Linked DNA regions of Mus musculus: all the other regions are linked to region 1. Evidence: chromatin loops called from intact Hi-C (ENCODE). Cell type or tissue: heart. All regions are shown on one strand. Region 1 has its middle 41 kb from the start of Rnu6. Region 2 has its middle 7.6 kb from the start of 2700054A10Rik. Region 3 overlaps 2700054A10Rik (RIKEN cDNA 2700054A10 gene). Region 4 has its middle 7.1 kb from the start of Gm7168.

The links. A loop is a pair of places that touch in the nucleus more often than their neighbours do. Peaks named below come from ENCODE experiments on the same cell type or tissue, not always from the same donor. Only the 100,000 strongest peaks of a DNase experiment are listed, where the experiment ranks them.
Region 2: a loop joins it to region 1, with 2.4 times the contacts of the local background. A loop is called at or near these places in 11 of 42 quality-filtered maps.
Region 3: it touches region 1 in a loop (2.9-fold over the local background); 4 of 42 quality-filtered maps call a loop at or near these places.
Region 4: it touches region 1 in a loop (5-fold over the local background); 3 of 42 quality-filtered maps call a loop at or near these places.

What each region holds. Positions count from the first base shown.
Region 1 is chr17:13,470,374-13,475,373 of GRCm38, forward strand. No RefSeq gene overlaps it. Among named protein-coding and RNA genes, the nearest start is that of Rnu6, 41 kb to the left of the region's middle. In heart, a CTCF peak has its summit at 2,244 (motif pointing right); DNase peaks (open chromatin) are centred at 2,238 and 4,538; H3K27ac peaks cover 2,240 bases.
Region 2 is chr17:13,559,176-13,564,175 of GRCm38, forward strand. No RefSeq gene overlaps it. Among named protein-coding and RNA genes, the nearest start is that of 2700054A10Rik, 7.6 kb to the left of the region's middle. In heart, no CTCF peak of the experiment used is centred here; a DNase peak (open chromatin) is centred at 2,336.
Region 3 is chr17:13,519,909-13,524,908 of GRCm38, forward strand. The region is part of intron 2 of 2700054A10Rik (RIKEN cDNA 2700054A10 gene); the gene reads right to left. It also overlaps the pseudogene Smok4a. Among named protein-coding and RNA genes, the nearest start is that of Gm26375, 12 kb to the right of the region's middle. In heart, a CTCF peak has its summit at 2,471; no DNase peak of the experiment used is centred here.
Region 4 is chr17:13,938,747-13,943,746 of GRCm38, forward strand. No RefSeq gene overlaps it. Among named protein-coding and RNA genes, the nearest start is that of Gm7168, 7.1 kb to the right of the region's middle. In heart, CTCF peaks have their summits at 1,997 and 4,943 (motif pointing left); DNase peaks (open chromatin) are centred at 115, 685 and 1,885.

The DNA of each region.
Region 1 (5,000 bases):
GGGACCGGGGTGCATGATATAAAACTCACAAAGAATCAATAAAAAGTTTAAAAAAAGAAAAGCAGCTGTTCCCACTGCCCCACCTTAAATATATTCCTGTTTCACTCCCTCAAAATGATGTGCACACAATGCCTTTTCTTTGTAACAGGATTTTTCATAGCAAAGACTGGGAAGTATCTACAAAGTATCTACATGTCTATCAGTCCTCAACTGATAGACAGGCTTTACTAAATCTGATATAACCCGCTTTACCTCTTGCTTCTAGTCCTCACTGTTCCCAGCAGGCCTTGCTCTGTCTCCGGCTTGCCCTACAGGTGCTGGCTACAGACTCTTACCCGCACGAGAAGTCATATTTATTTCCTACTTAGAGTGTTCTAATTACAAAACGCTATGCACTTTTATCAAATGGCTTTTCTGCAGTCCCACAGAGAATCTGGGGACTTCTCATCATGAATGTGATAAATTGGTGAAATTTCTCACACCTTGATATTGCTCAGAAGCACAGTACTCTTCCCCATGTTATGTTTTTATTCATTTTCATTAGTTTTAAAATTCGTGGATCCACTTACAAATAGACGTTTGTCCACCGGTTGAGTTGATTTATTCATTTTCCCTCCTATACCACATAGAATGTAGCCGAGACAATCAAGATGTGAGTTTAATTTGCACTGGCGTCAGGTTGGCAGGCTCCGCTCAGTCTATCACACTGTCAGGAAAATGGGAAAAAAAATATGCATGGCTTTCCCACAGCCGGTCAGTGTTAGTAGGAAGTAAGTGCCATCTCGTCAGATGAAGAACAGGATTATCCTGAATAACTCTGGATTTCTGGCAAAGGTGTATATTTTTATTCAAGATTTATTTAGCTTCGTGTACCACCCCCATCCTTGATAGGTAATGTAGTTATTTAGAAATGCAAGGGGTGAAGCAAATATCTCATGTCTCTTTGGCTCCCAGGCCCCTGCTGCGTGTTGGACACACAAGGATGAACGTGCTTCAAAGAATCTAACAAAGGGAATGTTTGGATCAGTAATAACTCCTGAGTAAGATGGCAGCCTGGCTCAGTAGGAATGTGGCCTGTGAAGTGACTGCCTGGCTCACTGAGGGCAAGTGTAGCTGTGAGACTATGAGGGTTAAGTTCAGGAGCTCGCTCTGATCAGTGTAAGGTGATAGAGGCCACTAGCAACCTAAGATGGCGCTGGATGCCCAGTTTAAGGTCAGCAGAAATACAGTTGAACTAAACTAAAGATGGAAAAGAATGAAAGATGGAGACAATGAGAAACTGTAAATACATCTGGTGGAGGCAGAACGTGTAGAGGAGGGTGGAAACAGGAGGAGGTGCTAGAGAGATGGGGTGCAAAAGAGGGGGCCAAAGCTCTGGCTTGGTGTGACCCCCCCTTCCTTAGCCAAGCAGGTGATGTGGTCATTTGCTGGACAGGGCTGGGCAGGGCCTTGGCAGTGAGCATGAAGGGAGGAGGGTGAGAGGCTGAGCGACTCTAGTGAAGCACACGGGGGTGGGGGTGGGGGATGTCATGCTTTCCCAAGGTCTTTGGTGGCATAAGGGTGTTTTCATGGGCAGTGGAGTAGGCTCTACTGTTTTTAAAATTCAAGAGTTTGAGTGGTAGAAAGTAGAGACGGCAACTTGGAAGGGAGGGGATGGGCTGAAGTCCAGGCTTCATCATGCAGGGCCATAGGAAGTGGGCCATGGTCAATGCCCTCTCCTTCCTGGGTCCTCCCCTTCCTTCTCAAATCATCCCCGATATAGACAATGGCGGGTCTATACCCTCTTTCAAAGTTACTTGCAAAGGCTGGGAGATAACTGGACCTTATCCCACAGGACAGAGGGCCTTTCAAAGACAGGTTGATAAAACCCCAGGAAGAGGCCAGCGATCACATCTTGGCCTTGTCTTGGTTTGATCACACCCAAGAACTGATTTTGCCTCTAAAGCTTGTACTTTGTAACATTGTTAAAGGCTCTGAAAACTTTGTTATTTTGTTTTTGGAAACGGAAATTCATGCTTAGCAGTCTGGTGTGGCTTCCTCTGAAGGAGATGGTTGTGAGGGCAGGGACCCTGTGACCTTTTAACTGTGAAAGACCAGTTGCTTTGAGGGTCCAGTTCCGGATCAAAAAACCTCACCAAGGGGGACAAAGAAACATGAAGACAGCTCCAGGAGCCTGCTTTGGCCACAATGACTGCTGTATGGACCACCGGGAAGTAGCTGGATGTTGGTAACTGGAATGACCACAAGATGGCGCTACAACATGTCATTGCAAATGTATGTTTCCTTGAGAAGCATGGAGAGATAGAAGATGCTGCACTGCGGTCATAGGAGAAACAGGCATGTCCTTTGGGACTCCCGGCCATCACCTAATTTACTTACTAAGCTCCAGTGTTTAGACAGAGCTTCCTTACTTGCCTGGCTGGTCAGCAGGGCATAGCTTCTAGTGACAGAGGCTGACTGTCTCACTTGCTGGAAAGCCCTCTCTGATGAGCATTGTGGAGGCGCTACAGTGTTGGTGGACAGAGGTACAGACACGGTGCTATGGAAGTCTAGAGGACACCAGTTAGGGCTGCTTTTTAACTCTCTCCTCACCAAAGTATTCCTCCTTTGCACTTAATAGACAAAGGATTTTGTTTAATGCATCATTGAGAAAACAGAATAAGACAAAACACAATAAAAGGCCAAGCAGATAAACAGGACAGAAAGACTGGCTGCTCAAACAAGAACTCTGTGGCCACGCTAGCAGCTGGACAGTGTCCAGAGGAGACCATCCCTGAGGCACACTGTTCTCCCTGCTCCTTAGAGGCAGGGCAAGAGATTAAACAGCAACAGATAAAATTAATTATAAAGAAACAGTTTATGTAACCGGATATATCAGAACATGGCCATTTTGATACGTTAGGAATGGCAGGCCACAGTTACATTTAATTCTGAAGCTTTATAAATCTAGCATGAACCTCATTTACACTCTGCTTCAGTTCATCAGCTTCAACTGGTAGTCCCCCACACGGCTGCCTCAATGAATGGCTCAGCGTTGGTGTCAAGGGCCTACCTAGGTTGGCTTGGTATAAAGTGTTTTGTACCCACGGTCAGTGTCAGCAGGTAAGAGGGCACCTGTCCTCCTATGGGCATGCTCAGAACACTCTACCTACTTGAGTTTGGCAGTACCCAAGACAGAGCCTATTTCCCCAAACTCTGCCTGGACCTGAAAACTAGATTTTGCACTATTTGCTATTAATGAAGCTAGTTATAGGTCATATTTATATTCCTGGATCAACTCCCAATGTCTAATAATGGGGAGAAAGAGATAACTAAGAGACGAAGGGTCAGGAAACCCACTGTTCACTGGCACGTCAGTAGTCTGCTGCAGGGCTCAAGCTACCACTTTGGCCAAGTGACTGGGGGTGACTGCTCCCCATTTTGAGTTTGTTTTCTGGCCCTTCCTCATTGACTTTGGTCAACTGAATAGGGTGGAGGTGAGGGGTGGCCGTGACATTGGGTCTTAGGGACACTTGTAGTTCCACTCATGGCTTGCAAACTTTGTATCCAGTCCGGCTTGACAGCTTTTACCTGGGGCTAAGACCAGGGGGTTTTGGACTCCACAGCAGCCTGGCAACTTTCTCTCAAAAAAAATTAAAATGAACTGATTTCCATCAATATTAGGACAAAGCAACTGCAGTAACCGCTGATAGTACTACAGACCCAGGGAACAAGGTCACACCCTTGCAGCCTCAGGCAGCCCCCCCCCCCCCAATCCAGAGTCACAGTACATGCTCATGATCTGATGCCAGCAAGTCTCTGGTGGCTTCTCTGAAGCGCAGTTTCAGCCATATACTTAGAAAGCACAACCATGTGGAGATTGAAGAGGCCAACTCTGACTGAGAGAGAAATCCCCTAAGACAAGGGAAGACAGTCTTCACAGAGAATGGAGGACATCTATGGGAGACACACATTTATGCAAGCAGGACCATTCCCTCTCCCTAGGCAGGAGACAAAAGAAGCTGTTGGGTCCCCTGATAAGGGAAGAAGCTCGCAGAGGTAGGAGATTCGAGCCCACATGGAAGTCCCAGTTGCCACACTAAATTTAGAAGCAGTGATTATAGAGACTTCGAGGGAAAGAATAGGAATGTGAGAATTTCACACTCAGTCAAACTATTGTTGGACTTGAGCGGAGAAGAAAACTGTCTGACCACCCACACACAGAGTGATTATTCAGTAAAGCATATCGCCCACCCAAAAGTAAAACACTCAGAGATGGAGAGTCCAGCTCCAAATTCCAGTCTTTTCCTAACTCTTCCCTTAAAAAAAAAAGTTCCAAGTCAAATTAGTCTCCCACGATGGTTATAAACAGGGTGTATTGGTCCAGTGAGTCTGGGAACACGCACGTTTCCTTAGCAGTGACTAACATGATGGCACACCCATTTCCCCCAGTGCCTGCCAACTATTCACCCCCCCCCCCAGTTCTCTCCTAGGCTCCCCGTCTCAGTAGAGGACCTCCCACTGCCACCAAGCCAGAGGAGAGGAAAGTCATGAAGGTTGACTGGCTGCTGCTGGTCCTGAGTCAGAGCTCTGTGTCACCCTGCGTCGCACGCAGATGTCTGATAGGATGGATATGATGCAGAACATCCTGGGTATTTTGGAGCCACGCCCACACGTGCCTACTGGGGCACTGCCCATGGAAGAAGGAACCACAAGTAGCTACTAACCAAGCTCCAGGGTATCCCTGCTGTCCCCGGTCCTGGGAATGAGGCAGTGTCCACTCTCGGTCTGATTGCTGTGTGTTAGCAGCTGTCTGTGAGTCCCAGAAATAAATATGTAATATTGAGCTGCCAGTCTAGACTTAAAGATCCAAATAAGCTCAATTCAGAAGCATGAGAGATGAATGGAAGCCTGGGCATGGCCACTTACTACTTATAGATAGAAGTGCTCACTAACAGCTCCAAAGCTCATGAATAAACTCCAGTGAGAGGGCTGGAGAGATGGCTCAGTGGTTATGGGCA
Region 2 (5,000 bases), 89 kb after region 1:
CTCTCCGGCCTGTGTTTTAATCAGTCCAGGAGTAGTCTTTAATACCTTACAAGGCAGTCTCTCAGAACCACAAAGAGAATTGAGGAGCATTTCAGCTCCCAGGGAACTAGTAATTTTAACAGTCTGAGCAATGGAATAAAACTTAAAAGCAACTTATTAAAGCACACCCTTGATTCTACAGAACACGGAAAACAAAAAATTAAAATATGCACTTCTGAAACTGAGGAGTGCCTGGGTCCTTGCCCATAAGGTGCTGGCCCAGTGTTGAGAACACAGCCCTAGGACGGCAGCAGTGAGAGTGAGAGCCACCAAACAAGGAGGCGGCTGCCCCTCTCCCCAGCCTGTCCCAGTTTGTTCTCAGGCTGTTCTTTAACCACCAGTAAAGGTAAGAAAGGGACCGTGGCCAGGAGTGATGACTATCAGGCTCTGATGACTGTGCTGTAAAATCCGTACTCTATACTGACTGTCATCAAAGAAAAGATGCCAAGGGCCTGTGCCACTGACCTCTTGTCCCTGAGGTGTCACTGACACAGACAGCTAGGTCCCGGTCGGGCTGGAGTCCAGAACAAGAGCCATATGGAGATATACATATTTCAATACAAAAGCCCCTACACACCAGGTTTCAGTGTTTCATGTTTTCTCATAATTGGCACATACTAACAAATTTCAAAAACTGCAAAGGCTACAAAATGTCCCCAATCATACAAAGTGGACTTGAGGATCTTACCCCTCACTGTCTGAGGTGGGGCTGGTGGGGGGGAGAGGCAGACAGAAGCTGACCAAATGGACTGTAAGCTCTTGCCCACCATTCCTGAGCCTCTGACATCAGCTCCGTGATTCTCAACCTCCGTAATGCCATTCCCCATGTTATGGTGACCCCCAACCATAAAATTGTCTTGTTGTTACTTCATAACTGCAATTCTGTTACAGTTATGAGTTGTAATGTAAATATCGGATGATATGCAGGATATCTTATATGAGACCCCTGTGAGAGTCCTTCAACCCACCCCACGCCACCCCACCCGACCCCACTCCATGCTCACAAAGGGTCAGGACCCACAGGTTGAGAACTACTGCACTAGATAGAGCACGTCACCCAACTTGAGAGGGGAAGTCTAAAGGCTCAGGCACTGTGCTTGTACACCTCAGCTGTGACTTAGCATCTTACTGAGAATCACCAAGTACCAGGAGGGAACAGCCAGCCCTATGTTATCCAGTCTGTACTCCCTGTATCCTGACAGCGCTTCCCTGCTTCCTATGGGTGTCTTAGTCCCCGTAACCTGGGACCCTTGGCTGCTTGGCATAAGTACCTCCCACTCTGGATCTTCACAGCCACTCCATTCATTAGTCAGTTCTCCAGAGCTCTCTGCTGTGTGTTCCACTCTTTCTTCACTACTGTCCCCCATAAGGTCCTGGTGCCGGGGATCAGCTCTCCCCAGTGAAATGCACCCTGTTTCCCAAACTCGTGGTAAGACACAACCTCGCAGCATCTTTCTCATGGTGTGCTATCTACTGAAGTTCTCAAAGTAAGGAATCCCAGAGATGGGCAGGATGCTGACTCAGGACATGGTACTGTCCTGGCCCGGCACCCTCCCCCCACTCCCACACCCCCCACGTCTCTACCAGGACTAGTTTAAACACAAAAAGACACCTGGAAATAGCCCAGCAAACTCATCCAACTCTCCACCTCACCAAGGGCAGTTGTATACGTTTTAGCTCCGAGAAAACATTTTTCGCACGACTTACTTTGAAATTAAAACTTCAATGTGAAAATGTCTACCCTGTGACCAGCGATTAGGTGGTCCTGAAGAGAGATTCTAGCTGCCTCTAATTGAGACCTTCATGCTCGCAGCTGGGTCACCTTCAATGTGTCACTGCTGAGTGTACCTCACAGGCCATAAGCCCCTTGGTGGGAGAAGCAAAGTGGCTTACAGGACACCGGGTGTTACTAAGAACACTGGGCTGTGACCAAAGTGTGCACATTGCTCCACCATAACCTCCAAAACCCACCCTGGAATTGAGAGCCACACCCCACTGCTTTTCAAGAGAGCTCACCATAGGCACCTCCCTATGAGCTGTACAAGCAGCTGAGAAACACTGATGCCACACCAGCCAGGACCCTGGGCCCAAGAGTGAAGCATCAGTCTGCTAAGTGAGACCAGCACTGACGGCCACTTACGGCCAATTACCACATGATTTTTATAATCTACCAAATGCCATCAATACACGACCCCCAACCTCACACACCTGTGCATGTCCTTTACCCACAGCTGAAAGGATAAAGTTGATGGGAGTTCCACTTAGAGCAGTGCTCTTCCCGTGGGTGTGGTCCTGTGTCTAATTAGAGAAATGGCCAGCCCTTGGCCGTGGTCCCGTGGAGTCAGATATAGTGATTTTTTTTCACTATTTTCTTTGGCATTCACACCAGAATAAGGAAATCATTTCAATAGTAAAGCCATCGCTAAGGAGCGGAAAGGACAAAAGTCACCAAGAGCAGGGACCAGGCAGGGCACACACACACACATGCACACATGCATACACACATGCACAAGCACAAATGCACAAATGCATGCCCACATACATGAACATACACACATGTGTACACACACACACACATACATACCCTGTGCCCCCTGGATGGCTTTGGGCATTTTGTTTTCTGCTTCTCTAAGGGATGTTCCTGACTCAGGTAAGAACTTGAAATACATTCACTGAATGTGTTTATCCATATACAGTAGAAATAATGTGTTGCAGTGTGTAGAGGTTTGTACACAAGCCCGAAGCAGCAAGATGCAGTTCACACAGAAAACCAGCCCAGCTGATACCCAGATGGAAAGCCCACACAATCTACAGCAGGGGAGCATTAGGTCATGACAGTCGCCATCAGGATACATGGTAGTGCAGACATGAAACAAGCTTTGGAAGTCTGCATGGTATCAGTGTGTCAGAGCCATGAAGCCCAACAATGGCAAGTGACAGGTGCCATCTTAGAACCACAGAGACAATCTGTTCATTCCCACCTGCTGCTTTCGCTCGAGATACTTGTGTGCTCTGGAGCACACTCACCCACTCACCCATCACTCACTCACACACTTCTACATCTGTCCATCACTCATACACTCACTTGTACACTTATCCACCTGCTCACACACTCACACACTCACTTGTGCACTTATCCACCCACTTCCTCCATCACTCACTGACTCATCCACCCACCCGCTCACACATACACCTTTCCCTCCCTCCCTCATCAGTTCACTCACTGACACTTATCCATCCACACCTCATTTGCTCGCTCATCCACCCTTTCGTTCATGCTTGATTCTTTCACGTGCTCTCACTCACTCCTCTACCCAGTCACTCGCTCTATCATTAACTGACTCACCATCTGTCCACGTACATATTCACCTGCTTGCTCACGCAACTCCTCCCTCCCCAGGCTGCCATCAGTGTCAGCCTCCCTTACCAGACCCCTGCCATCCCACCATCGGTGTTAGCCTCCTGCCAAGAGGCTTTTTCCTATTTGGATATTCAGCTCTAAGCACTGCAGGCTACAGGGTCAGCCCCTTCTATGCTCACAGAACACTCAGAAATATGGTCCATAAAAAAGTAGGTGCATAAGCTTCAAGAGACTGGAGTCCCAGGGAGTTTAGAGTTCAGGTGGCACGGGGGAGGGGGGGGGACATCCACGTGGACACAGGGGTTGGGGATGAGTAATGGGATATGGAACAGTAGGAGATGGATGGGGAGGGGAATAAAAATGGAATGTAAAAAAAATTAATTAATTAATAAAAAAAGAAAAGAACAGCAATTTTAAAACTAATGTATTGTGATCAAATCCTAAAAACAAAACCAAAAACCAACCAACCAAACAAACAAACAAACAAAAACAAAAGAAGTAGGTGCAAGTTGTCTCTGGTGATGAGTAGGCTGAGGCATCTGGGTCTACCTACAAATGCCTGGGTCTACCTCCCACTTCTGCCATCTGCTTTGCTTGAAAGGCTCAATGAAGTCCTATAGCAGGCTCAACAAATTGAAAACAGACTGCTGTCAGTGGGTTGTAGAAAGAATATCACATCTATTGTATGGTTACATCACCTGTCAATTAAAAACTTATGGCCTCTAGGAAAGGGTAGACTAGAAGGTGGAACAGCCGGGAGGCAGAGAGAATTCTGGGATAGAGCCAGGCTCGAGATTCACCCAGGAAGATACGAGTAGATGGACTCACAGTACTTGAGCACAGGTAACCAGCCATGTGGCAGTATTTAGATTAGAACAAATGGGTTATCCTAAGTTATGATCTCATCAGAGAAGAGCCTAGCTATAGTGTCGAGGTATTTGTGAGTATATTTTAAATCTGAGTCTTATTTCTGGGAGCATGAGGTTGGAAGAAAGAACCAGACCTAACTTCTACAGTGGATCAAGACCCTGGGTCCTGTGTTATCCAAGTCCCAGTCCTACAGTTGATGGATACAGTGACCCCTCCACCCAGGTGAGAAGGGGCTGAGCTGGCCAGGGACCAGCCACATTCCAAGAGGCTTTCCAGGAGGCCCAGGAATGCATAATTGCAGAGAATAGATTTTTAGGAAAAAGAACACAAAATTGTGGGTATAAAATGCGGTAGAATGGGGAAATTGTTTGAAATAGAAAGGAAGTCATAACAACATAATGATTCAAATGTCGATAAATAAAACCACAAGAGGAAAATGGAAAATAGTGTTTGCCAGCAGAACACCTAGTGTTAACTAGTTTCCAGATATTTCCTGTATTGGGTGAAGAAAAAAGAAATCCTGATTTCAACGCTGTGTCTATTTTATTTTCTCTGTGAACTGGGGGTGGAGTCAGGAACTGGTAGGTACCACTCAAGGGCTTGGCTCAAACATGCTCCCATGTAAGGGTCCCTCGGCCAGCCACGCTGAAGACAAGCATGAGTGCAGAATGATGGGAACTTCTGGAAACCACTGTCAATACCCTGGTTCAGCCTGTGAGGCAGAGAGGAT
Region 3 (5,000 bases), 50 kb after region 1:
GGTTCAGAGTCTGTTTCAAGTGTGTCAGCAGCACAGGTAATCTGTTCACGGTTTCCACAGAGCTTCTGGTCCTCGCATGTGACTGCTCCACCTTTGGACCTTAGAGTGTAAAGTGAGCCCTGCACACAGCATGGACTTGGTTTTCTATACATAATGGAAACCTCTGTGTGTGATGACTGGGCCAGGTGTGTGTGTGTGGTGTGTGTGTGTGTGTGTGTGTGTGTGTGTGTGTGTGTGTGTGTGTGTGGTGGTCGGGGGAGCGGGTTAGAGAGGTGGGTAGAGAAAGGGAGGGAGGGAGGGAGGGAGGGGAGAGATAAAATGGAAAAGTTTGTATGTACATGGTCATGGATATGTCCCATGATGTGTGTGGAGGGTAGAGGACATTTTTCTCAGATTTTACCTTCTACTTTGTTTGAAACTAGGTGTGTGGTTTGAGACTACATATGCCAAGGTATCTGGCCCACAAGCTCCCAGACATTTTCCTGTCTCTAATGCTTTCCGTGCTTCCTAGGAGCTCTGATATTGCAAGTGTGTGCTCAGTGTCCACATGCATTCAATCTCAGGCCCTCCCTCTTTGCAGGGCAGGTGTTCTAACCACTTGTCTATCCCCTAAGGCCCCTCCCATGTTTTTGATGAGAATCCAAAACCTTGGAAATTATGAGAAACGCCTCTTTCTGTCATCCTCACAGGTGGTAATAAGCTGCCCTATTATATTTCATGAGCAGAGTTGGGGTCCAGGAATCACCCCACAAACCACTCAGCCATCTCAGTCAAGCAGGGTTAGTTTATTGAACATATACCCTGGGACTGATTGATCAGGGATGCAGATCAGACTCAGAAGTTTAGACTGCAACCCTGTTTCCCAAGGGTTGCTTATAAAAGGCAAAAACCACAGGAGCTCACGGCAACCATAAAAGCTCACACACAGGTGCAGGAAGTCTTGCCAGGCAGTTGGGTGGCTGGTTCAAGTCCAACCTTATTTTTGCTAACTGTACAAAGCAATTCTAACTGACCTTAGTTATTATGATTGGCCCTAAAGGAGGGCAAGGGTCGGGGGAGTTTGCAAGAACACCAAAGCATAAAGCTTAATGGGATATGCAGTTAATGGTTAGCTGGGCATGAGAAAGGTCCTCTGTAATAATTTAAGATGGCTGGCTACAGGTATAAAATGAAATGGCTACAGTAATGTCAGAAAGGCAGCAGCCACCTAGGTCTTAATGAGTAGGAACTTTTTTTTTTTTTTATGTTAAGTGGTGGCATCATCCTGGACCCATCAGTTGGAATGCAAAGGTGACACACAGAGTGAAGACATGAGGACTTTAAAGCAGGAGGCACAGCAAACATTCAAACCAGAGACCTAAGGATATCAGCACGGCCTAGAGGTTTTGATTTCTAAAAGCCTAATGTCAGTCTCCATAGCCCACTTAAGCCAGAGCCTTGAGTCCCTCCCAGCCCTGCCAGGACAGGTCCTGATATGACCACATGAGGAGCGACTATGATGCGCCCCAGCCAGCAGGGTTAAGCTGTGGCCACACCTAGATTTCTTTGAGTGTGTTGAGAGGAGTTGGTGGAGTTGGTGGAGTTTGGTGGAGTTGGTGGAGTAGGTGCTGCCCTTTGTGATTTCCTTGTATCTAGTGAGCTGTGTGTGGATTTTGTGTTTGATTGGTTTGTGTGTGAGCTTGTGTGTGTGTGTGTGTAGATCAGTGTGTGCTTGGGAGGAGCTTGTGTGTGTGAGTTGTGTTTTAAGTTTATTTGCGTCTCGTGAGTACCTTTGGGTTTGTGTGTGTGTGTCTGTGTGTGTTTGTGTGTGTATAACTGTGGGTGACTGTTAAGAGCACCTGTGTGTTTGTACGTGAGTGTGTAAGACTGTGTGTGTGCACAAGAGCGTGTGTAGGTGCACATGTTGTAGGTGTGAGAACACCTGTTGTGTTTAGGCCATCAGTCAGCTTGGCCATTGTTTCTAAGGTAAGCCATCTACTTTATTTTTTAAGACTTTTTTATTCTTATTTATTCACTTTACATTACTATCATAGCCCCCCTCCATCCTGTTCTCCTATTTCCACCTCACATGCCCCTCCTCCTATAATTCCCTCCCCTTCTCAGAGAAAGGGAGGCTGACTCCTTATGTGCCAACATGCCCTGGGACATCTAATCCTAGCAGGACTAAGCCTATCCTCTCCCACTGAGGTCAGAAAAGACAGCCCAGCTAAGGGAAAGATATCCAAAGGCAGGTAACAGAGTCAGAGACAGACTCTGCCCCAGTTGCTAGGGGACCCAAATGAAGACTAAGCTGTACATCTACTACAAATACATAGGGGGCCTAGGACCAGCCCTGCATGTTTTTTGGTTGGTGGTTCAGTCTCTGTGAGCTTCCATATGCCCAAGTTAGTTGACACTGTAGGTCTTCTAGTGGTGTATTGACCCCTCTGGTTTGCTCAGTTCTATTCCCACTCTTCCACAAGACTCCCCAAGCTCCACCTAGTGTTTGACTCTGGATTTCTGCATCTGTGTCCATCAGCTGCTAGATGAAGCCTCTCAGAAGACAGTTAGGTCCTGTCTGCAAGTCAGAGCATCATTAACAGTGTTCTCTCCCATGGGGTGGGTCTCAAGTTGGGCACGTTATTGGTTGGCCGTTCCCTCAATCTGAACAACTTATAGGTGGGACAAATTTTGGGTTGAAGGTTTTGTGGGTTGGTTAGTGCCTCCCTCCCCCTACTGGAAATGCTGCCTGGCTACAGGAGATGGCCACTTCAGTCTCTCCAACCCCAGCTGCTAGAAGTCTCAGCTAGCATTACTCTCATAGGCTCCCTAGAGTCTCCCCCAACCCCATCCCTGCCAAGTCTCCAACTCATCCCACAGATGCATCCCCCACATCCACCCTTCTTCTGGCCCTCCCCGTGCTATCCCCACACCTATCACTACCCTTGTTCCCCTCCTCCACACCTCTCCCCCTCAGTTCCCTCCTTCCATCCAACTCTATTTCATTTCCCCTTTTGAATGGGATTCAAGCATGCTCTCTTGGGTCATCCTTGTTATTTAGCATCCTTGAGTCTGTTGATTATAGCATGGCTATTCTGTACTTTATAGTTAATACCCACTTATAAGTGAACACATACCATGGTTGTCTTACTGGGTCTGGGTTACCTCACTCAGGATGATATTTTCAAGTTCCATCCATTGGCCTGCAAATTTCATGATGCCTTTGTTTTTCATAGCTGAATAGTTCTCAAGTGTGTAAATGAACAACATTTTCTTTGTCCATTGTTCAGTTGAGGGACATCTGGGTTGTTTCAAGTTTCTGGCTGTCATGAATTAGGCTGCTATGAAAATGCTTGAGGAAGTTTCTTGTTTTGGGTATATGTCTGGGAGTGGTATAGCTGGGTCTTTCAGGAAGAACTATTCCTGATTTTCTAAGAAAGAGACAAATTGATTTCCAGAGTAGTTGTACAAGTTTGTGCTCCCACCAGCAATGGAGAAGAGTTACCCTTGCTTCACATCCTCACCAGCAGTGACATCACTTGGGTTTTAGATCTTAGCCATTCTGATGGGTGTAAGATGGAATTTCAGAATCATTTGTTTTGTATTTCTCTGATGACTAAGTATATTGAACATTTCTTTAAGTGCTTCTCAGCAATTCAAGATTCCTCAGTTGTGGATTCTCTTGTTTTGTTCTATGCCCAATTTGTTTGATTGGGTTGCTTGGGTTTTTGATGTTGTTTGTTTGTTTGTTTTGTGTTTTGGGGTTTTTTAATGTTAGCTTCCTTTTGATTTCTTTATATATTTTGGATATCAGCCCTCTATCAGCTGTAGGACAGTGAGGACTCGTTCCCAATCTATAGTCTGTTTTGTCCTAATGACAATGTCCTTTGTATACAGAAACTTGCAGTTTCATGTGGTCCCACTTATTGTTGATCCTAGTGCCTGATCCATTGGTGTTCTGTTCAGGAAGTTGTCTCCTGGGCTGATGAGTTCTAGGATATCCCCCACTTTCTGTCCTATTAGACCTTGTGTCTGGTTTTATGTTGAGGTCTTTGACCCACTTCAAAATCTGAAATTAAAATTACTCGGTTGACTGTTTTTACACAGGGTTTCAAAAGACTGAAAGTTGGTCCTTGTGTTTTGCTGAACTAGCTACCCAGTCTGTGGATATTAGAGGGTTTTGTTTTGTTTTTTGTTGATATTTTTTCCTGAGACAGGGTTTTTTTGTTTGTTTGTTTGTTTGTTTTTTTATGTGTAGCCCTGGATGTCCTCGGACTAGCTCTGTAGACCAGGCTGGCCTTAAATTTAGAGATCCACCTGCCTCTGCTTCCTCAGTGCTGGGACAAAAGGTGTGTGCCACCACCCTGGGGCTTATTTGAGTCTTAACCTTATATGCTTTGGATTTTATTTTCTGGTTTCTTTGCTTGGCTGGTTTTTGGCTTTCACTGTTAATTGAGGGTTTTGTTTGAAATTCTCTTTTGTTTTTATTATGTTTAACATTTGGTGAAATTTTGTGCCAGTTTTGGCTTTCTGACTTTCGTTCTTTTAGATTATCTTATTCATTGCAATTTTTGTTGTTTCCATTTTGGCTTTTTGGGGGCGTTAATATTTTATTTTGTTTTGTTTTTCTTTTTCTTTTTGTTTTTTGTTTGTTTGTTTGTTTGTTTTTTGTTTTTTGAGACAGGGTTTCTATGTGTAGCCCTGGCTCTTCTGGAACTGACTCTGTAGGACAGGCTGGTCTCAAACTCAGAAATCTGCCTGCCTCTGCCTCCCAAATGCTGGGATCAAAGTTTGGGCCACCACTGCCCAGCTTTTTTATGGTTTTTAAGAGTTATAATATTTTTTGAGAACTTCAGATATCCATTAAATATATCTGGATCCTAGTCAACCCCTGCCCTTCCCTCACTCATGCCAGATGCAGCCCCACAGTCACTCCCACAACCCACAAAATTCATGTCCTATTTTAATAACCTGCTGTCATCTGTTCATGAGTGTGGGGCATCCACTGGAGTGTGGTTGAT
Region 4 (5,000 bases), 470 kb after region 1:
GTCCTCTCCATTCTCTAAGGTTTATGACCACAGTCTGCAACTCTGCACAGCCGGGCAGCCAGAGAAACTTGGCATCGTTCCCTATATGTCTGCACAGGCCTAGAGGAAGGACAGAAATAGAATCATTATGGGACCCAAGTGATTTCTCAGGTCAAGAATGGTCTTGGCTCTCTCTTCACTGTGCAGACACAGGGCACAGGTCTTGAACTCCATGTACCCCTAGCTGCTGCCCACACTAAGGATGAGTGAGCTGAGCTGAAAATGTTGAAAACCACAATCACTGGGCCAAAATGACTATCGGTGGACAACTGAGCACAAGACCCTTGCCTGCTCCCTGAGGACCAGAAGCCCCAGCTCGGTTCTTACTGCTCTATTCCCAAAGAAAATGCAGAGCAGCTGTAAATGCAGCCATGCTCTGCTGGGAAGGGCAGACAGGCATATCCAGGCCAAGAGAAGGATGTACTGTGGTGTGTTGGGCCTGTCTGTTCCTCACAGGCATACTTAGCTATGCTACCCAGCACTTACCCAGCCCTGTTTGAAGTGCTTTGGTCCCACAGGAGCTCTGTGGTGGTGAAGACACTGATAAAGCCAAGGACCTAGACCCTTGCCAAGTACCTGTCCACACTTGACTCCTGCTGGGTGTCAGCACTATGTGCAGCCATGTAAGACTGGGAACATGGATGACTTTCTTCATTGGGATCACTTGTGAGCCCGAGGGCCAGGTGACATGCTTGAGGCCAGGCAAGGATAAGGAGGAGCAGAGTGACCTTACATGAGCTTGCGGGATAGGGGCCCCAGTGAGGGGAGGGACTAGCCCTGGCTCACACTCTTCAGGAACATATGTGGTTGAGGGTAGGCATGCTGGACCCATGCCCATGATAGACTTCCAACATACTAATCAGTGTCTATATAGGTGTATTCAACACTGTTAATGTGGTGTGTGTGTTTGTTTCTGTGTGCATGCTCACATGCATGTGTGTGTCCCTGTATATTCACTTGCATGTGTTTCTGTGTGTGTGTAAGGGGGCATGTCCTGACAGCCTTCCCTCCCCATGCTGGGCACCCACAGTTGACACAGACCCCACTTAATAGCATTTTTGTTCCCAAAGGTTTTCTAATGGAAGATAGTATGCTTCTCAGTCAGTTCTAGTTAACCTCATTTTGTTAAAATGGGGAACACTGATCTTTTGGGATTGAAGCCTGAGCCAGCCTGTGGACTTTCCTTCTCCTACAGTTCCCAGGCTATTCTATATGACACTATCCGGTGAACAGAACCCTCAGCTCTGCCAGCTCCCCTGTGTGTGTCATTGCACTAGCCTATATCCTGGCTGTCTCTCCCAACTCCACCTGTTCTAGCTGAGCTCAGCATACACAGAAGGCCTATATGAGGAGATGCTGCCCCACTGAGCCAGGCAAATTGTGCTCCACTCTGACAAATGTGAGAAGGGTGTCCAGATGTGGCCCTCACACCAATGGGTCCGCGGTTTGATCACAATTACTGTGATCAGCAGTGACATACAAGCCTCCTCTTGTCCAAGTAAAGTGACATCAGTACTTGTTTGGACCTTGGGCAGTAAAGGAACCCTGACGGTTCCATGGGTAGGTAACCAACCCTATTCCTTCCCAGAATCCATGAACTGTACCTGCTTAACGGCCTCTGTATCTCCTTGACTTAGGTGAGTAGAGGAGACCCCAAACAGGCCTTTACCACTGCACCAGCCACACTGTCCTGCCAGGTGGAGGCAGCCTCCACAGCCTGAGGAGTGGGGTAAGTGTTCTTTCCCACTACATCCAATGGGGTCTTGTTTGCATAGCAAGTGGCAGTATCTCCTGTGGAACTGAGCCATGCTGCTAGGGAGACCTTTGTGTTGTTTACAGTACTTATAAGCTAGACATGGGAAGAGGAACTAGAGACATGTGATTTGGAGATCTTGCAGTAGCCTGCTCTGGGTCTGTGGAGCCTAGGCTGGCGTGGCAGTCATAGGGCTCCCTCCAATGTCCAAGTTCCACCATGACACATTCTCTAGAAGGTCAGACAGAAGTCCAAGTAGATTCAGGGCTTACATTGACACTTGTTTCTCTCAGATACTTTTGCTCCTGAGAATCCAAGGAGCTTAGAGCCAGAGACAGGAAGAATAGGACCTGCCCCATGCATGCCCCAGGCTAGTCTCAGAGATGGTTCCCCATCTCCTACCAGTGGGCAGGCCAAGGAGACTGATATGGTGGGCAGAAGGGTTGAGGGTCAAGAACTGCCTTGCCCAGACATGGGTAAAGGCTGGTGGTGCTTGAATGCTAGTAAGCCACCTTCAAGGCTGGCTGGCACAGACGGGATGGCTGTACACCTCTTGCCTACACCACCCTTATCCGGAAGCTCAGTGGTTGCCAGTTCATGGTTACAGACACATCAGGACAAGTACTTAAATGGTTCAGATGTGACACCCATAAACATGTGGACCAACTATACTGACTGAGAGAAATGGTGGACACAGCTCTGCCCTGAGGCTGCCCTAGTGTACTGCTGCTACTGCTACTGGTGTGTGTGTGTGTGTGTGTGTGTGTTTCATGGTTACATATGTGTATATGTGTGTATAGCAGAGTGTCTGCATGGACATGTGTTTGTGCATGTATCTATGTGTCTGTATAGACATATTTTTATGTGTCTGCGTGGATATAGGTGCACAGATGTCTATGCGTCTGCATGGGTGAGTGTTTGTGTATGTGTGTGTGTTTCATGGTCGAATGTGTGTATATGTGTGTATAGCAGAATGTCTGCATGGACATTTGTTTGTGTGTATCTGCATGTGTGTGTGTGTGCATGTGCATGTATCTATGTGCCTGTATAGACATGTTTTTATGTGTCTGCATGGATATGTGTGCACAGATGTCTATGGGTCTGCATGAGTGAGTGAGTGAATGTATGTGTGTGTGAGTGTGAGAGTGTTAGTTACATAGACCTGCATGTGTGTTGCAGTGGTATGTGTGTATGTATGTGTGTTACATGGGCCTGTGGGTGTTTGTGGGTGTGTGACTTTAAATAGAAAATAGCAGCCTCTGAGGTAACTGTGGAGATGTGAGACACTCACTCCCAGAATCAGGTTAGAAATCTTCTGCCTGTCTCTCTGTCTTTGGAAATAATGTGCTGTCATCCTCCTATCTGAGGCCATAAAGTCTCAGGACAGAGGTCAGTGCTCTGACCTCTGGCCATGTTAAGCATCAGTAAGTTCATAAAGAGGGCAGGTTTCTCTTTCCTCTCTAAATCTCTAGTGCTGAACCGCGTCCACTCGACAAGGCTCCAGCTTGGCATGGGGCCCACTGCTCATAGATTCTAGGTCTTTCTTGCCCCTTAAAGCAATGCAGCAGGAAGAGCTCTGAGCCAAGGCTACAGCTACCAGGTATAAGTTTAGTATTGACTGTCAAGTGTGTGAGCCAGCTCTCTGTCACTGTGAAAGACACCTGGGAGGACCAACTCCAGGAATGAGGGGTTCTCTTGGTTTGTGATTTCAAAAAAGTGGAGATTAAGCTGTTCCTGTCATCCTTGTGAAGAGACTGGGTAGGGCCAGGCAAGAGAGAGACTTCAAGGTTAATGTTCTAGCCTCACAGTTCTTCCACCAGGTCACCTCTCTCAAGAGTCCATTCAAAATTTGAATTCATCAGTGGATCCAGGCACAGTCAACATTGTAAGATTGTGACCTGACATCATCATCTGCAAATTTCACACTCAAGAACTGGACAATCAGGTCATTTTCAGGAAGTTTTTGTTGTTTTCTGGTTCCCATTTATAGCTATCCTTAACTCAAGGTGCCCTGTGGGCTACCAGGTAGATATGACTGGAATAACTGATAAATTTATTACTCTTATGATCTAGGCTCTGGAAATACCCCCACCCCCAATACAGGCCCAGAGATGCTCTAGTTTCCTAGGCTGTTCTTCATCTATCCATGCCAACAGTCAGCCGTAGTTGTTGTACTGGCTGATCTTCACAAACAGGCAACTCCATCTCCCTAGAGGGCTACAGGCACACCTCATACGTATACCTGCACTTGTGATACAGAGCAGACTCTAGTCATTATGAACTGCTGGGTGAGCATGCATAGCATGGGACAGAAATCCTAATGTAGTAAGGCCAAGGACACTCCCACGTTCAGTACCCATTGGCTGACCTCATTGTGATGTCCAGTGGCCACTGGCTAGAGAATGTTATTGTCCAGTATCACTGGCTGACCTCATGCAGGTGTTCAGTAGCCAGGGGCTGACTGCACCTTGATGTCCAGGGTTTGTTGCTTTCTTCTTTGTAGAAATATCCCTTTGCATTTCTCTCTCATTTTTGTCCCATCATTCCTGTAGACTGCCATATCAAAGGTGTATTTAGTGTTATCTGTTTTATAAACCCTTCTTGCTCGTCTCATGTGTGTGTGTTTGATTTTTACTTGCCTGGGTATGCTTCTACTTGTATAATAAATATTAATGACCCTCACTTTTGTTTGCTTTGGGATTCTGTTCATGTCTTCACTATTCAAAATCATTAATGCTTTCTAGTATTTCTTGGTTTTACTGCTAAAAGTTAACCTGTTGTCCATCTGGTCTTATTGCAAACAATGGCATAAGCTGAGACTTAATTAAAATCTGTCACGTGCTTCCCATATCTTTGGAATTATAAAGAAGAAAGAATAGGAATGATGTATGATAGGGAAGAGGAGTAAGAAGGAGGAGAAAGAGCTTGCTTGAGAGGACATGACATAGGAGGGGAAGATGCCTGTTTGCTACTATAGTGTATTTTTCTATAGTTTAGAAACAGAGCAAGCATGCTACCCTGCTGAGGACACCCAGCAGGGCCATCCATGTCCTAAAACTGCATTTGTCCAGGAGACCTCTTTGGGAATTTGCTGAGGAACTGTCAGCATATTTGTAGGTATGGAGTGCCTTCTGCTGGATACATGGACGGAAGGGCAGCAGAATAATTTCATCTATTTCTGTGCCAGCATATTTACTGAGAGGAACTG